3 separate regions of the Homo sapiens genome follow, and all the other regions are linked to region 2. Evidence: read pairs that join two places in POLR2A ChIA-PET (ENCODE). Cell type or tissue: endothelial cell of umbilical vein. All regions are shown on one strand. Each heading gives the region's core, and the rest is flanking DNA. Links, peaks and the distances in the headings are about the cores only.

Evidence for each region. ChIA-PET counts read pairs that join two places held together with the same protein. Peaks named below come from ENCODE experiments on the same cell type or tissue, not always from the same donor. Only the 100,000 strongest peaks of a DNase experiment are listed, where the experiment ranks them.
Region 1: POLR2A ChIA-PET joins it to region 2 with 9 read pairs; 2 of 35 experiments call an interaction of 5 or more read pairs at or near these places.
Region 3: POLR2A ChIA-PET joins it to region 2 with 7 read pairs; 1 of 35 experiments calls an interaction of 5 or more read pairs at or near these places.

The regions. Positions count from the first base shown.
Region 1 is chr9:77,710,058-77,716,066 of GRCh38, reverse strand. No RefSeq gene overlaps it. Among named protein-coding and RNA genes, the nearest start is that of GNA14, 65 kb to the right of the region's middle. In endothelial cell of umbilical vein, for the core only: no CTCF peak of the experiment used is centred there; DNase peaks (open chromatin) are centred at 1,736 and 3,066; H3K27ac peaks cover 4,000 bases.
Region 2 is chr9:77,817,016-77,823,024 of GRCh38, reverse strand. All of the region lies in intron 2 of GNAQ (G protein subunit alpha q), which reads left to right. Among named protein-coding and RNA genes, the nearest start is that of GNA14, 170 kb to the right of the region's middle. In endothelial cell of umbilical vein, for the core only: no CTCF peak of the experiment used is centred there; DNase peaks (open chromatin) are centred at 2,484 and 3,164; H3K27ac peaks cover 577 bases.
Region 3 is chr9:78,818,439-78,824,447 of GRCh38, reverse strand. No RefSeq gene overlaps it. Among named protein-coding and RNA genes, the nearest start is that of PSAT1, 520 kb to the right of the region's middle. In endothelial cell of umbilical vein, for the core only: a CTCF peak has its summit at 3,125; a DNase peak (open chromatin) is centred at 3,117; H3K27ac peaks cover 230 bases.

The DNA.
Region 1 (6,009 bases), core at 724-4,723, 110 kb after region 2:
ATCAGAAATAAGAGTCTCCTGTAGTGGAAATACACATATTGGTAGCATTTATCAAATTTGCTCTTTGAAAAAACTTGCCTTAATTTAGGTTATAATTAACTGGTTAAAAAAAAAAGTAAATACCTATCCAATAAAGAAAGGAGCCAGCAATCTTCAACCTGAGGCAGTCTCCCAATCAGTAAAAAGAATCCACACATCTGCCCTGGTTTACTGGGTAGCACACTGGACTCAGGCCAATGGCTGGCTTAAGAGTTTTGCCCATTTCAACACTGGCAGTGAATAGGTAGACTCCACATGGGAAAAATGACATGTCACAGGTGTCCTCTCTGAGTTTTAGAAACACATCCAGGCTTTTGAGGTCAGCTAAAAATCAGCTGCTCCTGGGAGTTTTATTAAGTGGAGGTGATGGTGGCAAGTGGCTTTCTGGAAAATAGGTACTTTTGTGGGGACTTTAAGCCACAGCAAAAGCAAAACCTGTTCCTGTTACTCCAACTGGCAGCCAGCCCTTGCTTATGGATTTTTGTTTTTCAGAATATGTCCCCTCTAAATACTAAGAGATGAGAGTGTCATTTTTGCTTAAAGGCCTTCAGCTCTCCTTGTGTGATTTAGAGACCATTTCCAGTAGATGGTATTCTCTCTCTCTGTCTTAACTGTTCAAGGAATGGCGTGGCACTGACTGTCATCTAGCACAGGCCTGGAGTGATGGTTCCCACACCCTAGTTCTGCAGAGACACTGGAGTGTTAAGCTATACAGGAGCACTCCCCTCTCTTTGGCCTTCTAACCTGAGTTTGACCCCTTTAGGACCATGATCTATTTGTACCATCATTCCAAAGACCCCCACCCAGAGGAAAAAACACAAACTCACTAAACAGTCATTGGGCCAAATATTTAACTTGACCTTTTGGCTCATAGAGCAAGCCTATGCCATCAGATTGTCTTCTGTCCTGTCTTTCTGGAAATGGTAACAAAACAGTTGGCTTGAAAGCTTCTCTGCTTTACTCCCCATCTTTCCTGCCTTCTCACATTTTTCTCTCAGGTTGTGATGCCCTGAGTCCTGCCTCTTGAGAGACAATTAAGCCATAGCAAAAAGGTGGAACTTGATGCTAAGGAACAACCAGGTACACTGCATAATGTGTGCAGAGCAATTTCAGATGGTAAACTAGCCAGTTTCTTGCTTTTTTGTCTAATTTCAAATGATTATCATACTCATGAGTTTCTCCATATTTGAAGCTCTTATTGAAATTTGATCAGGGGTGGAGAGTGAAAGGCAGTGGTTAGAAGTGGCTTTCTGGCTGATTTGTTTTAAATTACGCATTATCGTTATTTTTTTTTGTTTCATTGTCATGGCTGACTAAAACATGGATCCAGCTATTACAAGGAGCTATATCCAGTCTGTTTTAAGGGAGTCCCGTAGATTCCTGCAAAACAAGACCCTGGTTATAAAATGTAGGTCTCTTTAAAATCTAAGATGCATAGAGAGTACTGAAAAGATTATTTTCCCTTTGAATTCTTATGCCTCAAGACTATTGGAATTTGATCTCTGTTGATTTTTCTCTCTTCCTGTTTTCCTCAAGAATGCAAAGGCCAGAATATTTTTCTGTCTCATAAGCCTGTGGATAAAATAAGGCAACTTACCCTCTTTAATTAAGAGTAATCACACTGAACCATACTAACAGAGAGCTGGAAGGCAGGGCTCCCAGGTTTCAGCCCTTTCGTAGCCCTAGAGATGTTTTTGCAACTCAGGAGACTAGGCCTGTCCCACAGAGATAGACTGCTTAAAGGGCCCTGGGGACTCTCCATCTGTTTCCAGTTTGCTCCGTGTGCTTTTATGTTGGGTCTTAAAAGCATCTTAAAAGGACCAGGAAGAGACAAGGTCTGCAAATGGAGATTCCACACTGTGTCCAGCTGCCAGGACGCTAACGTAGCTGCTGCTAAGACTGTGTCTGCCCTGAGGCAGACCTCACCTAGGAGGGCATATCTGTTAGGAATCCTGGCACTGCCTGCCAACCTACTGTCCAGTCAGGGCACCAGCCAGTCATGCCTGAAGTACAGGTGCCATGTCAGGGGTTATAGCATCAATGGTTATATTCTAGGAATCTGAGCAGTCTTAGCAAAAGGGACCAGCTTGCTTTTGTCACTGAACTTGGAGTTGAGAAGAGATGCTGACACCTGGCTCTCAAAGTGCCCTGCATGCCATCCTCAGGTGCTTTAGGTGATGCCTTTCTGTAAACCTGGAGAGTGTCAGCAGGAAAGACCACCCTGGCTTACTGCACCAGAAACATATGCATTCCCTCCCCTGTGACTCAGACCCAATGACCAAAAAGCAAACTGGCCCCATACCCATGATGGGCTCTGACAAGTGGCGGCTCTGCTGGAAATACAAAATATTTAAACTCAAAAGGAATCAGTTTGGGTAGCAAATTTAACTAATACGTGTGTGTGCGTGTGCGTGTGTGTGTGTGTGTGTTTAATGTCTCAGCATCTCCAACCAACTCAATCATTGCTGAATAAAGAGGAAAACCCCACACAAATGTTTATGTCAATTGGGTAAAATCAATCCTAATATTTTTAAAAACATAGTCTCTACACATACGTGGGTACACATGTAAAATCTCAAAATGGTTTTATCTTGACGCTGTGTACACAGATACACGTGTACAAATATCCGCACATCTATACAGTGAGGCTTGCTTATCCCTATGGTTATAAGCATTTTATCTCATGGAAGGTAATTCTTCATATTGACATGATTGAGACTAAAAGTATCATAAAATCCACAGCTCACGTTTTCTTTTTTAAAAAACTGTTCTCTCACCGCTCTTTTCAAAACTCTGCCTTAATCTAGGAAAGAATACCTAATTATTGCACTTTTTTTTTTTTTAAATTGTTTTAGGAGAGTTGAACTTAGACTGGGGTTTCTCTGTCTCTGGGCAATGAGGGGATGTATTTCCAGCAGACAGGAAGAGTCTCAGACCAGGTACAAAAACTGGATGAAATGTCTGTCTCATTACGAAAGCCACACTTTAGATGCACATTCCTGTAGATGTTATCGTTTCCATTCCTGAGTTAAGTCTTCTCTGTGTAGATTGCTCACTTCCTACTACAGATGATGAATTGCCAGAACACCAGGCACATACCACACAGCTTGTACAGAACTACAGACTCAGAACAGACAGTTTGGGGACTGTGTTCTTCTATAATTATTCTTCAACCTGCTGGAGGTGCCTCGCTGCACGTTCCATACCCACTAGTCCACCCAGGGGGTTGCTGCAGGCAGTTCAGGGCAGGAGCCCCCTGCACCCTTCTAGCATTCCCTGGCCACCAGCCAAAAACCAGGAGTTGATGCCTCAGGAGTGACACGACCAGTGGGGGACAGGAGTCCGTGGATACACGCTTCTGCTGTTGGCCCTCAGTAGATAAACCTGAGTTTCATCCTACAGGTCTCTCTAGGGCCCCCAGAGCAGGACTCAGCCCCAGCTGTTATCAGTGAAACTTGCTCGCGAATGTACCCTTTATTGGCTTCTCTCTCCTGGTGGTCTTGCTTGTGCACTCTCTTGTGGTTCTTTATGACATCACTTCTCAAATTCATTGCACCCAAACTCCTAACACAGGACCTACTCTGGGGGAAATCTCAACTAAGACAGGATCAACGGATGGCTTTCATTGTCAAAGACAATGGAATAATCAACAGGCCATAACTGAGACTAGTAAACACTTTGCCTTGAATGGACTACCAGCTGCAGCTGATGGTTAAGGTTCAAGATTAGTACCTGGAACCCTAGCATAACATGAATTTGCCACAAAGGCCCACAGTGGGAGATTCTGTGGTGAGAGATATGTAGATACACAGACACACACCTGTACTAATATAATCTATACAATATGACACAACTTATTCAATACAAATTTATACAATAATATACTTATGAAAAAATTTATGTTTCTTAGAAGTTACATGTAGAGACCGGGCATGGTGACTCATGCCTGTAATCCCAGCACTTTGGGAGGCCAAGGCAGGTGGATCATTTGAGGTCAGGAGTTCGAGATGAGCCTGGCCAACATGATGAAACTTTGTCTCTACTAAAAATACAAAATTAGCCGGGCGTGGTGGCTCACACCTGTAATCCCAGCTACTAGGGAGGCTAAAGTAGGAGAATTGCCTGAACCCGCGAGGCAGAGGTTGCATTAAGCCAAGATCACTCCACTGCACTCCACTCCAGCTTGGGCGACAGAGTAAGACTCTCTCAAAAAAAAAAAAAGAAAAGAAAAAAAGTTACTTCTACAGCATTTTAAAGAGATAAGTTAATAGTTAATAATCATTATTTTAGAGGTAGAGATGGGGGTCTTACCATGTTGCCTAGGCTGGTCTTGAACTCCTGGCCTCAAGCGATCTCCCCAGGAACTTGGTCTCCCCAGTAGCTGGGACTACAGGCATGCACCACCTCACCCAACTAATAGTAACTTTTAATTGTTGAAGAAAAGTGACTTAGACATTTTTATTTTACTTTCATCTGTTAAGAGGGACCCTGTACTCCCTTCCTCCACCTGCCCAGCACTGTCTATTGACTCCCAGGATGAGCATCCACACCAGCCCTGAGTAATTGATTCCAGATGCTCAGATCGGCTGCCTCCTGGGAGACACCCATGGACTTTTGTTCTTGCTCCTCAGGCCAGAGGATGGTGCTGACATAGAGGCAGAAAGGAAAGAGGAAAGAATCTTCCATCAGAGAATTGGCACATATGGTGACATTTAATCATTGGGAGAAAATCAGAGAAGAGAGAACATATATTTAAAACTATCACAAAAGTAAAGGAGCATTTTCTGGGCCATGTTCTGAGAAAGAGCATCTGCCTTCAGAGAAGGAGGGGGAGGGGAGGAGGGGAAGGGGAAGGGAGAGGAGGGGAAGGGGAAGGAGGAGGGGGAGGAGAAAGAGTAGGAGGGGGAGAAGGAAGGGGAGGGGAACAAGGGGGACAGGGAGGAGGAGGGGGGATGGGGAGGGGAAGGAGGAGGGGGAGGGGAGAGGGAGGAGGAGGAGGAGGGAGAAGAAGGAAGAAGAAAAACTTTCTCCAATTTTTTATGGCTGGTAAAAGATGTCCTTAGGAAAAATAAGGAGACTATGTTGCAAAGCTTCATGAAACGAGACTTTAGAAACAGCTCTTTAGAATGAGAAGCTCTCTGCCAATGCAAAAAAAAACTATTAGGACACTATTTTGTTAGTACTAATGTCTGAATATATTGTTCTAAAATATGCTGGAATGTACTGAAATTGTATTTAACTGTCTAATTTATTAACTAAGTTCTTTGACTAGATGGTGAAGGAATGACTTTTTGAGTGGGGATTGCATGTTTGCATATTTTGAGATGGTCCACAACTAAATAAAATTGTATTCAAACCCAAATGCTGCCCTCGAGAGAAACTATTTTCCTAGATCCTAACCTATTGGGATTTTATCAGAGCCTAATCAACCTATGGGAAAGGAAATACCCAACTGCAGCTCTCTCTAGCTTTCCCCATGGGAGAAGGGAAATACCAAATACCAGTCTCCTCCAGCCGTCTTGTCCCATGTAAGGCAGGAAAAAACTGAGAGCCACTTGTGAAATTCACAGCCCAGGGGCACAGGCTCATTACAAGACTGAGGCTTAATCACAGGACTGTAGAATATTTTCCCTCCCTCAGACCTTACCACTAATTACTGAAGGCCTATTTACTGGATTTCTCTTCATCCACTACATCATATCCAGCTTTAAAAATTACAAGGCATACTAAAAGGCAAAACAAAACAAACAAACAAAAAAAACGCAGTTTGAAGAGACATAGCAAGCATCAGATCCAGAATCATATATGGCAGGGATGCTGGAATTCTTACAGCAGGAATTTAAAACATTTATTATTAATATGCTAAGGGCTCTAATGGAAAAAGTAGACAACCTGCAAGAACAAATGGGCAATGAAAGCATAAAGGAAGAAATTCTAAGAAAAAAGAAAAGGAATAATAGAAATCAAAAA
Region 2 (6,009 bases), core at 813-4,812:
GAGCTTGCAGTGAGCCGAGATTTGCCACTGCACTCCAGCCTGCCAGCCTGGGTGACAGACCAAGACTCCTTCTCAAAGAAAAAAAAAAAAACAACTTCTAAATGCTTCATTACCGTTTTTCATAGGATAAAGAGGTATTGTTTTTGTTTCTTTATTTTTATTAATGGAACAGTTTCTGGCTCTGTTAAAGGGGCATTTAAGCAAGGTATTCTAAAAGCTCTATTCCTTCCCCAAGATTCTAGGAAAGTGAGCCTTTTACTTTCAGTTTTTCCTAACACAATTTCTTGAATGTCTGAAGCTTCAGTGGTCAGATTTCACATGGGATGTTCCAGAAAGATGATATTCCCTATGTAAGACTCTGAAATTCTTGGGAGCATTTGGGCCTTTTTTTTTTTTTTTTAATCAAAAAGCTTGTTCTTTTTATTTTTTCGCCTGTCTGAATTCTACCAACTGAACAGGGAAATCTTCTTTATCTGTTTTTCCTGTTGTCAAATAAAATAAAATTCCAAACCAGCAGCAACATACTCCTCTGGTTAATGAGATTGTAGGAGCACAGACATTACAAAGGACTAAAATGATTAGGCTTTTTCTGAGGTATAATATCAGGAAATGAACCACATAACATTATGTGATCTCAGAAATGAAGATGATATGAATCTATAAAGCAGGCATTTACCTATTATGCCAGGGTGGGGAGAAATCAGTCAATGAGTTGTTTTGTTGGTATAAAATCAACCTACAGTTGGTTGTTAGGGGTCTCAGTCTCTAGTCAGTGTTTTCAAAACATGATTTAATTCACCAACAGTCTCGTCAACAGATCTGGAGGCAAAAAAAGCTTCCATGGTCAAACAAGTTTGGAAAATTCAATAATATCCCCAATGCTAGGCTCATGGATTTATAGCACCTTTCTAGGTAAGGGCCATTGCCTTTTTATAACTTCTGTGTTCTGCAGCACAGACCTCTGTTTGACTATTTATAACCATTATTCTCCCCATTCTCTTACTTGGACTTCAGAATCCATTTGTCAAATACCTATTAACATTCCAATTAACTTAGTTTTCCATTAACTTAATTTTCCATTAATTAATGTTCCTCAGATATTCTTTGAAAGTAGTCATACAGACCATACCCTAATTGTTTTGAATTTTAATGAATATGCATATCTTTAATCTCTCTTTTCAATTTTTTTAAATCAACTGTGACTTTGTATAAACTCTCTGAAGATAAACTAGTTTTTTTGGTGGTATTAATAATGCATACATACATACACACACACACACACACACACACACACACACACCCATACTAGGATAGTACAACATCATAATTATGAAGATAATAGTAGAACTTCAGAGAGTGCAAAATTTTAAATTGTACCCCAAGATTTTATAGACCTGAAGGCAGTGTTCTTTGTAATGGAATTATGTAATTATATCAATCAACATACTCTGGAAGTGTTTGATGTAGGTTTTGCCATGCTGCATCAAGCATCTGACCTACAATGTCATTGATACTGATAATTATGACATTACAGACAAACATGAAAAAGGAAAATGTTAAGCAAAGAACCAAATAGAAGAATATTTACATGGAAAATGGTAGTGGTAGGGCCAAGAAAGAGATTGAGTTCTCTGAAAAGAAAAAAAAATATATTTTAAACAATAAAGGAGGGGTATTTCCTTTACCCAAGAAGGAATCCCCATTCTATGTTAGAATGAGCAAATAAAGCCTATAGGCCAGCAAAACCAAGAGGAGAATTGTAGTTCCAGCAAATGTTTTTTGGGAAAGACAGTATAACTATAGTCATTGATTATCTTGGTGACCATAATGGAGATTAAAAATAAAAATCTAATGATAGAAGAACAAACTTAATAATGAGTTAATAAATCAGTTTGTGAAGTCTTAATGAAAGGATATGTGGCAGTTTAATAAACTTTCTTCTCTAACATTGTAATCTAGAACATTGTATTTAACATACATTCTCTATTTTTCCTTTTCATCATTGTCTTGTGTATTGTCTAACACATGAGCGATAAATATTTGTTGAAATAATTATTAATGGTACTTTTGAGATACCACAAGATTTCATAGTAATTATAATATTTTGTACTAGGCATTTTAGAAACATCTCTTTTACTTTTCCTAACAGCCCTACAACAAATTGTTCCATCTTATAGATGAAGAAACTGAGGTTCAGGAAGGTTGAGTGACTTGTCTAAAGACACAGGGCTGGTACATGACAGAGTTATTATTGATACCTGATTTGGTCTCAGGCTGTTCAAGTTCTTCCTCTTTGCTACTGTGGTTCCCAGAATTACTAATTTGAGATTCAGTAGTCTCCATCTAATGCCAAGTTTAAGAAGGACATGGAAGCTTAGTAAAGGAGAATCAGTAGATCCTTACCACTTAAAGACTCCACACAGAAGATCTTTCGTTTTCATGAGGGGCTTCAAAAGGCTGTGTCATGTAGTAATTTCTAATTTTGCTGAGCCACATGTTGAATCATAAGTGTGGAGAGGCTGTTTTATGGGAGTGAATCACTCACAATGAGAACCCAGCCAGCAGCAGTTCAGTATGACTTTGCTGTTCTTTGTCATTTATGCAGTAATGCTCAGAAAAAGATAAAACAACAACTGTCACTCTGCATATAATGCACCTGAAAGGTCAGGGTTCAGGTTCTAATGAAGTCAGAAAACGTGAAACAGTCTGATAAATACAGTTCACGTCCAAGTTTTCTGCAGGAGATTTTATGCTAAGCAGTATTTGCAAATTTGAGAACTCAGAGATCTATTATCCAGTCAGGGCCTCCAGACTGTAATTTCACATTTGAGCAAATTTAGGCTTCAGTGACTTTCCCAATGTCACAAGAATCTAGTAGGTATTTGTACCATGGTTTATATTTTTTGTACTATTTTTCCTTTTTTTTTTTTTTTTTTTGCATTTTAAATAACTAGTAGCCTTAAGTGTCTGGCTCTTCTTCGAGTATTTTATATGCATTCTGTAATTTATCCCTCTAAAATAAGTGCTATGATTACCTCCATTTAATGGATTATGAGAGGGAGGTAATTAGGAAGCAGAGGTTGAGGATGTTAAATAGCTTGTACAAGATGACAGTCAGCTAGTACTGGGTGGAAGTGGAATTACAACACCAGCAGTCTTGTCTCAGCATCCATCATTTCACTCTGTACTTCCTTTGAGCAGAAGAAAACAAAACCAAAAAGGCTGAGGGTTTTTTTTTTTTTTCCACAGTCCATTTAGGAGTTGGTGATTTTTTTCTTTAGAGTCAAGTGCCAAAAGGAAATAAGCACTTAGAAAAAAAGTAGGAAGATGTGTGCTGCAGTTCAGAATTGAGATGAAGTCTGATGCTGGCTTGCACTTTTTCTGATTTTGAGGTCTTCTGTGTGTGTTGGGCATCCCTTCAGACAGAGCAGGCCTAATAAGCTGGATATTTGTGTCTAAGAGCTTCCACAAATGTGGAAGTTACCATTTGGCTTTCTACTTCTGGGTAGGTGTGACATTCCAGTCTAAAGCCGCCTTCAGCTGTTAATGAGATTTTGAAAATCCTTCCAAAGTGACTATGAGGTCTTTTTCATTTCACCTAAAGGCTTGGCCTGCTGTGGGCTGGGTAAGACCCACTTTGGTAGGACCTCAGTTCCTCCTTCCCTTTGCAGAAGCAAACATGGAAACATCAACACATCGAAGATTTACCTGAATTTTATGACGACTGAATCTGAAAACAAGACATTACCACATTGGCACATCTTGCGGTTTCCATGTGGTCTTTCCCTAGAATTCTGCCAGAGTTCCTGAGAGTAGCTACTTAGTTCTCACAATGTTCCCTCTAAGCCTTGCCACCAGCTTGCTAAGAATTCTGAAAGCTAGCATTCATCATTATTTCCACCCAGTATATTTTAACTGTAACTTAAAATGAAATAGAATTATATTTTACATTTTGTTTATGTGATTCATTAAATCATACTAGGTATTTTTGGGTGTTTTTTTTTTTTTTTTTTTTTTTTTTTGGAGAGATGGTATTTCTCTCTGTTACCTAGGCTGGAATGCCGTGGTGCTATCATAGCTCACTGTAACCTTGAACTCCTGGGCTCAAGTGATCCTGCTGCCTTAGCTTCCCAAGTAGCTGGGACTACAGGCACATACCACCACGCTCAGCTAATTTTTCTGTTTTTTATAGAGATGGGGTCTTGCCATGTTGCCCAGGCTGGTCTTGAACTCCTGGCCTCAAGTGATCCTTCTGCCTCTGCCTCCCAAAGTGCTAGGATTACAGGCATGAGCCAGCATGGCTGGCCCTCCCTTGCTTTTCTGTGCACAATGTTCAAAATAAACAAGATAGTCTGTTGTAATTGACTTGTTACTTGTAATATTTGAGGTGAGTTTTTTCCTTTTCATCATTGTCTTTTTCATTAATAATTGTTTAATTTAGCTTAACTACTTATAATTTTTACTACTATTTCACATTCGACATTTGGACAAATAGAAAAAAAGTATCTAATTTATCTTCCTACTCTAACATACTAGAAAATATTGTTTCCACATACAGAACTTTTTTTTTTTTTTTTTACAAAAAATTGAGAGTATTGCATTTCCATTGGGAACGTTTATATGCACAATTTTAAAAATCTGTATATATTTTGTAAAATGCTGTCATACTTTTAAATAACTTAGAGAATCTGAGATGAAAGCTCTTACATAAATGCAAATTATGGTTGATTATATTTGAATGTCATTTTCCAAAACAGCAAGGATGGAATGAAACAACAAAGCTTAGGAGGCAGTAAAAGTGACTTAGAAATTCCAACCTAGGTGAAGGCAACATGGTGATTGCTCTGTTTTTGAGGGCAATATTCTCTCTCAGTTTTGATGGAGGTTGACTTCTGAGTAACGGGTTTATAGCAGAGACAAATATAACTTACACTGTAGAGGTTAATTTGAATTCAGAGTCAACATGAAACTTTCTCACAAGACAGTTTTTTTTTGTTTTGTTTTTGTTTTTGTTTTTTTTGTTTTTTGCAGTCAAAAGAAAGTAGCTTCTTTTAACTGTGAACAGCAGTCACAGTTTTTAAAAAGTGCCATGTTTATTTTGTCCATGCTGCTTTTCCTTGGAGGGATCATTCATCTTCATCTTCACCCGCCAGCTAAATCCCACCTTCTCTCTGACACCTCGTTTGACCTCCTTGGTCCGTACACAGTTGCACTTAACACCATCCCCATGCAGCATCGCTCATGTGCGTATGTAACTGCATTCTGTTCTATATTCTCAGTTATTGTGTGACATAGTAAGTTCTTGTTTTGCTCAGTGGTACTGGGTGCTCCCAGAGGGACAGTGTCTTAACATTTTGGTGCTCTGTGCGTTGTAGATGTATTCATTATATATTTACAATCATACAGCTTATGGCTAGATGAGCTCTTTGGTGATTTGGTTTAATTGCCTTTTCTTATGAACACAGAAAATTAAGTTATAAAGAGGAAAAGTAGTTTCTCCTAAAGGTTATGACCAGTGTTATGGGTAAAGCCAGAATTAGAAGTTAGAATGCCTAATTTCTAGTGTAGTTCAGTTCCTCCCTCCCTCCCTCCCTCCTTCCCTTCCTTCCTTCTTTCCTTTGTTCCTTCCAACCAACCAACAAATATTTATTGAACATCTACCACTTGCCAGGCACCTTGCTAGGCCCTGATTATGCGGTGTTGAGCCTATCTTGGAACTTGGAACTTAAACCATGATTAGAGAGAAAGACAACAAATATTACACTGCCTAAGAGGCAGAGCACAGCAGTGGGGATTCATTGAGGAGCCAGTGATGCTCTGTTTTCAAAGGGCGAGTCTCAGAGGGGAACGATGATTGAGGTGGGCCCCACCTGGCGTGGGATTCAGGAACAGGACTCCAGGCTGGTAAGATTGTGGGTGGGAGAACACGGAAGATTGCCTACACAGGGACTCAGTACAGAAAGCAGCTACAGGGATTCATTTTCCAAAATCAGAATACCAGCAAGAGCT
Region 3 (6,009 bases), core at 724-4,723, 1.0 Mb before region 2:
TGGGAAGGTGGCCATCTGTAAGCCAGAAAGAGAGCCCTCACCAAGAACTGAATTGACCAGAACCTTGATGTTAGATTTTCCAGCCTTCAGAATCGTGAGAAAATAAATTTATGTTGTTTAATCCACTCAGTCTATGGTGTTTTGTTATGGCAGCAGAGCAGGCTAAGACATCTCAACTTGAGACTCTTGAATGGAGCTCTTAGTAGGTTTCCCCCAAGTCTCACCATTATCTCTGTTTCCCCAGCAATGTGGTTACTGCAAACTTGTGGATACACTGAAGTCATAGCGTTTCCTTATTCCTCTTCTGTGGTTCTGTTACTACTTGAAACACATGCAGACATGATCTCCCTCCAAATTGTCCCATTTATGCCATTCTCATTCCCATACCCTCCCCAATCATCTCTTTTGGCTTCAAATGAAGCCTGAGATTTCTATGCCCTTAGACCCTGCAATTTGAATTGTTGTCCTCTCAAGCCTGAAGCCTAATCCTACAATTCTGTTAGTTCTAAAGCTGAATGACCAAGGCCTATGTCCTCTTCTTTTTCCCTTGCCTAGCCTGAAGCACAGAAGCCCAAGCATGGAGCGGTCAAGCCATTCAAGTTTGAAAAATAGTTCCCTTCTCTAGCCCTGATGTAAGAGCTAATCTAATTATCAAACCTTACTCTACTTCTCCATGGATGAGGCTGAGATTTTATTTTCTTTGGTGGGAGAGAAGAACAGAAGAAATACACAGTGAGTACTTTGGTGCACCATCTGGTGTGCCCCTTTAGGACCTAAGCACTGATCCCTGAGCTCTTAGAAATGCTGGCTTCTGATAACTCACAGCTGAATCACCTTCTAAGAACTGAATTGAACCCTACTGAAGAGAGCCACCACATTCAAGGTGATTCAGTTTCCTGGGGTAGCCTATGTCCAATTACAGGTAGATTTGGGGGCACCAACGCTAGCTGCCTTGCCTCAAGGTAGCATAAGTCAAAGAGCCATTGAAGGTTTAGAGCTCCCAGCAGGATTGGCTGGGGCCTTGGTTGAGATTGCATCTCAGTTCAATTTTCCCGTCTGCTCAATCCTAGTTCTTTCACTCACTCACAAGCACTGATTCTGAAGGTGTTCGCAATAAACCTCTGCAAATAAGTATTCACCTTAGAATCTATTTCCTGTGGAAGCCAACCTAAGACAGGTTAGGCAAACAACTAATACATTGCTAGTGGTATAAATTTTTCTTTAAGATATTCTAAAAGGAAGTTTACAAAGTTCTTTTCTCCTCTGCTCAACTGCCCATTGATCAAGAGCTCCATTCCATACCTTTCTTTACATTAATCCCTGGAGAGTGTTAGGCTTGCATAGTTCTGAGTTAAATTCCAATGCTTCCATGGTTGACTAAGGTCAGCTGAATTTATGGGTCACCCTTAAGTAGGTTAAGTAGATTGAGCAGTACACTGCCTGGCTTGCCTTAGGCTCTCAAAGGAATAAATATTCTTTTATAAAAACACACCACACCACTGCTCCAATTAGGATATGTGTTTCCTATTCTATCAGCCTTGTGCTTCATTCGCTATTTCAAAAATAATACGGTACCTTCTATGTGCAAGGCATTGTGCTTATCAGGGACTATGGAAGTACCAAAAATCTGTCACAAGCTTTTCTCTAAAAAATTGGATGCCATACTGAAAACAGTGAGAAGCATTCAGTAAATGTCAACTCAAGATGAGGCTCCAGGTTAGATACTGTAGGAGAGATTAGGGAATATAAGACAAAATGTGCCCTCAGATACAGTACCATCTAGTTGAGGAGAGAAGGCTTTCAGAAGGCAATATATGCCCAGCTCCAGAGGAATGTTTGCTACAAAAGCACAAAATGTGACAGCATTAAAAGGGGCAAAGAATAACAAAAAGAGACTCCCAGAAAGAGGGCAGCAATAAATAAAACGTCACCTCTATAAAGTGGCCTGGGCACAAATCAAGGCTAACTTTTCACTCGATTGCTCCATTTTACTTTCTCAGAAGAGATCTTTTTCCTTCTTTCACATAGAAGAAAATTGAATTTTTTTCTTGTTAGGAAGACCCTTCAACTTCAGACAGTAAACATTAACCTCCTGCATAATGAAACCTCAAGACTGGATCTCTAGGAAATTTTCTACTTTTGCCAGTCTTGTGAGGAAGGTGTTCATTTTCATGGCTGGATTGTCAACTTCTTCTGCTTTATAAACTTTTTGTTTCTAATGATAATTTTGGTAGACTTTGAAGGAAATCAGCTCAAATGTTGAACTTCATTTTCTGATTACTTATTACACACACACATACACAACAACCACTATTTGAAACTCATTTCCTGAAAGGTTAAGGTTTAAATGAAGATTGGCTGACCCATTTTAGAAGCACATTAAATGGGCTTGGATTGTCTGCATCATACAGTGGGCAGATTTCTCATGGTGAAGCAGGAGAATAGGGTCTAGAGGCAGGGAGCCTGGGGCTGTTTTGCCCCGACTTCCTGGAACTAAATTGAAAGGAAAACCCTAACTTTCCACGCCTGGGTAACAAAGGGACCAGAGGCTACTCCCTTTGCAAACCCCCAACCTTTTCTGCATGGCAGATGAGAAGTTAGCTTTCTGCAACCTATCAGACTGATTGCCGGTGGAGTCTTTGTTTGCAACTTTGTAAATTCACCTTAGCCTCTGATTGGTTGAAAAAAGCAACCAATCAGATGTTTGCACAGGAGTGTGACCTTTGTAACGCCACTTCAGCTTCTGATTGGTTGCTTTCGGCAACCAGTCATACCAATTGGGGTCCACCACTTCATTTACATGGGTGAGCATGAAGTGGCCAATGGGAAACCTGTAGGGGGTATTTGGACCGGAGAAGATTCTGTATCCAGGCCCTTGACCTGCTGCTCTGGCTGCTCCCGCACTGTGGAGTATACTTTCATTTCAATAAATTCCTGCTTTTGTTCTTTTGTTGCTTCATTCTTTCCTTGCTTTCTTGGGAGTTTTGTCCAATTCTTTGTTCAAAATGCCAAGAACCTGGACAGCTTGCAATCAAGACCCTCTACCAAGTGACAATGGCGTCCATTATTAAATGAATGACAAATGATTGGCACCCTTCCTTTCCGTGACCAAAACTATTGATAGGAGACACCTACTGGTGGTTTCTAGAAATTACAACAGCAGGTTCAGCATAAAGATCTCGGTGAGGGCTGATAACTGGATCTTTATGAGGGCCAAAAGTGCATGAGGCAATGTCGAGTTTTTTCAGGGAGGGAGGATATGGGATTCCTAGTTTAAATAAGGTAAAATCTTATACATTTCTCCAGTAACAGAAGTGCAATGTAACAATTTCATTTTCTCTACCACTTAAATGAAAGGAGAAAGAAGTAGATGCTTTAAAGTATATTTCATTGGTCAGGACTAACATAAAATAGTTCAACAATGATGTCACTCTTTTGAAGATCAGTATTTGAGTTAAAATCACAGTAAGAATATAAATTCAAGACTTGAAACCACTCTAAGAATATCCTTACTAGAGCTATTATAAACTTTCATTTTCTACCTGTAATTCATGAAATATATCCGTCCTCTTTGCACCTGATTTTCAAGTTAGCTTGCATCTCTGCACAGCTTTAATGTCACTGGTGACTGGTCATATATGGCACTTTTCTTCAATGGTAATCTTATTTTTTCTCCATTACTGAGTGTTTTCCATTTCAGCCTTCTACTAATAGTCTTGCTTTATTGAGTTTATTGGACTATCTGAGGCCATATTCCAGATATTTATTGGAATATCTGAAACTCCATTCCCCATGCACATTTCCTTTAAAGAAAATTGGGTATCCATGTGAAACATGTGGCAATTCCAGACAGGAATGTTCTCGAATACCAGAATCTTGACTTAAATTTGCAGGTAAGGCCATCAGAGCTGAGCTCACACTGGGGCATAAATACCATAAATCTGGCTAAATTAGTTATCTTAAGCACAGATATTTATGAAGTTTGTGCTTGTGCAGGTATGTGTGATGTAAATAAGTAGTGTGGGTCTGGTATTAATTTCAATACCTTCACGTCAGAAAATTAGAAAACCTCCTTAGAGGTTCTAATGAGGCCCAGATCGTTTGCTAGAAATGTTATCCAGGTTCAGTGTCTGTTGATTCCTTTCTATGCCCAACACTCTTCAGTGGAATAATAGTTTCCTCATATTAGGGCTTATACTCATTGCAGGGGAAATTATCACTCTTTGTCTTCAAGAGTTCAAGACTTTATGAGTTAATAAATTCCAATCCTCCAATTCTAGGGAACACAGAGATCAGGAGAAGAAACCTTACTTTCCACTACAGATGTTTCTTTAAGCGCCCACCTTATACTAAGCAATGGGCAGGAAAGTAGGAATACATAGTCTCTCGCTTTGAAATAATCACATTCCAAGGAAGGAGATAGTAAGTAACATAGGCAATTATGACGTGACACAAACAATTTCTTTGAAAGAGAGATATTTGCAAAGTGTGATCATTTTTCTAAAAGATGCAAAGCTAGTTAGTGGCAAAATGGGAATAAAGACTGGGTCTCTGCATTTCATTCTGCTGTGCCTTTCACAGCACCACAATGGCAACCCCAGAAGAAACTTCATGTTTTGTGATAGACACGCACGCACACAGCTCAGGGCCCTGAGGCATCTATAAATGCTGAAAAGCGCTGACAGGAGAACAGTATGCCTGCCATCAGCTGTATCAGACTTTCCTAAGACAAGATGAAGCCACAGCCTGGAGAGTGTATCTCCTTCTCACCCATCTCGCCCCAGGGTCATCGTAGCCATGGCCTAAAGCAATGTGCTCTGACATAAGGCATGGCAACCACAGCAGATAAAAAGGAAAAAAAAAATGGGGTAAGATTACTTTTTTTGCTATCCTTCCTCTCCGTGGATGTGAAGGATCCATTTATTAGTCTCCATTAAAATGCAGGGGAAAGACAGGTAGTATGATAGCTATATTGCATTTGCATGATCAAATTACATAAAGGCATCCTGTGTACATGCTTTCTACAACACACATGGTTACATTAACCTATAACGTAAGCGTCTATGAAATGTATGTGCCATCAACATCTTAGATGAAGGGTAAATAAATCTCATGGGTGAAGATAAAGGAATATATTCTTTCTCTACAAGTTTCCAATTGACACTTCTTTCCTCTAATGCCCATTTTTAAAATCTTATTTCTTCTTAAATTTCATCTACCACCTTCAAGTTTCTTGCAGATACCAACTAATAAACTGTTTAATTGGTGATAATGGTAAATTAGTACCAATGGCCTGGTAAATCCAACATAATGTGCAGACCTAAAGGATACTTCAGAACAAGTTAACTTTTAATTTCATGCCACCTCAAGTATTACCATTAAGATAAAAACTTTTGCACTGATTGAGCCATTCTGTCAAAGTGACACAATTCCTGTAAATACTATCCAGTTTTAGAAGCTTCAGCTTCTTTTTGTAGTTACTTATCTACATGTTGTAAAAATCTACACTGTCCCTAGCTAATCAGTCTCAGAAAATATGTAAAATTTACAATCTTACATGTTTTATTAATAAGTAGAAATTATAAATTCATTGAAACTGTAGTTTAAAAAATATCAGAAATACTGTACTATTCTTCCCATTAAAGACCAAGGCCAAGAATATCTTTATGATGTCAGAGTAGAGAAGGGTTTCTCAAAGAGAACCCAAAATCCATGATTCATAAAATAAAATCTTTTATATATATGTGTGTAAGGTGCAATATACACATATTTGTATACTTGAGGTGGCATGAAATTAAAAGTCATCTTGTTCTGAAGTATCCTTTAGGTCTGCACATTATGTCGGATTTACCAGGCCATTGGTACTAATTTACCATTATCACCAATTAAACAATTCATTAGTTGGTATCTGCAAGAAATTTGAAGGCCGTAGATGAAATTTAAGAAGAAATAAGATTTTAAAAATGGGCATTAGAGGAAAGAAGTGTACATATATACATACATATATAT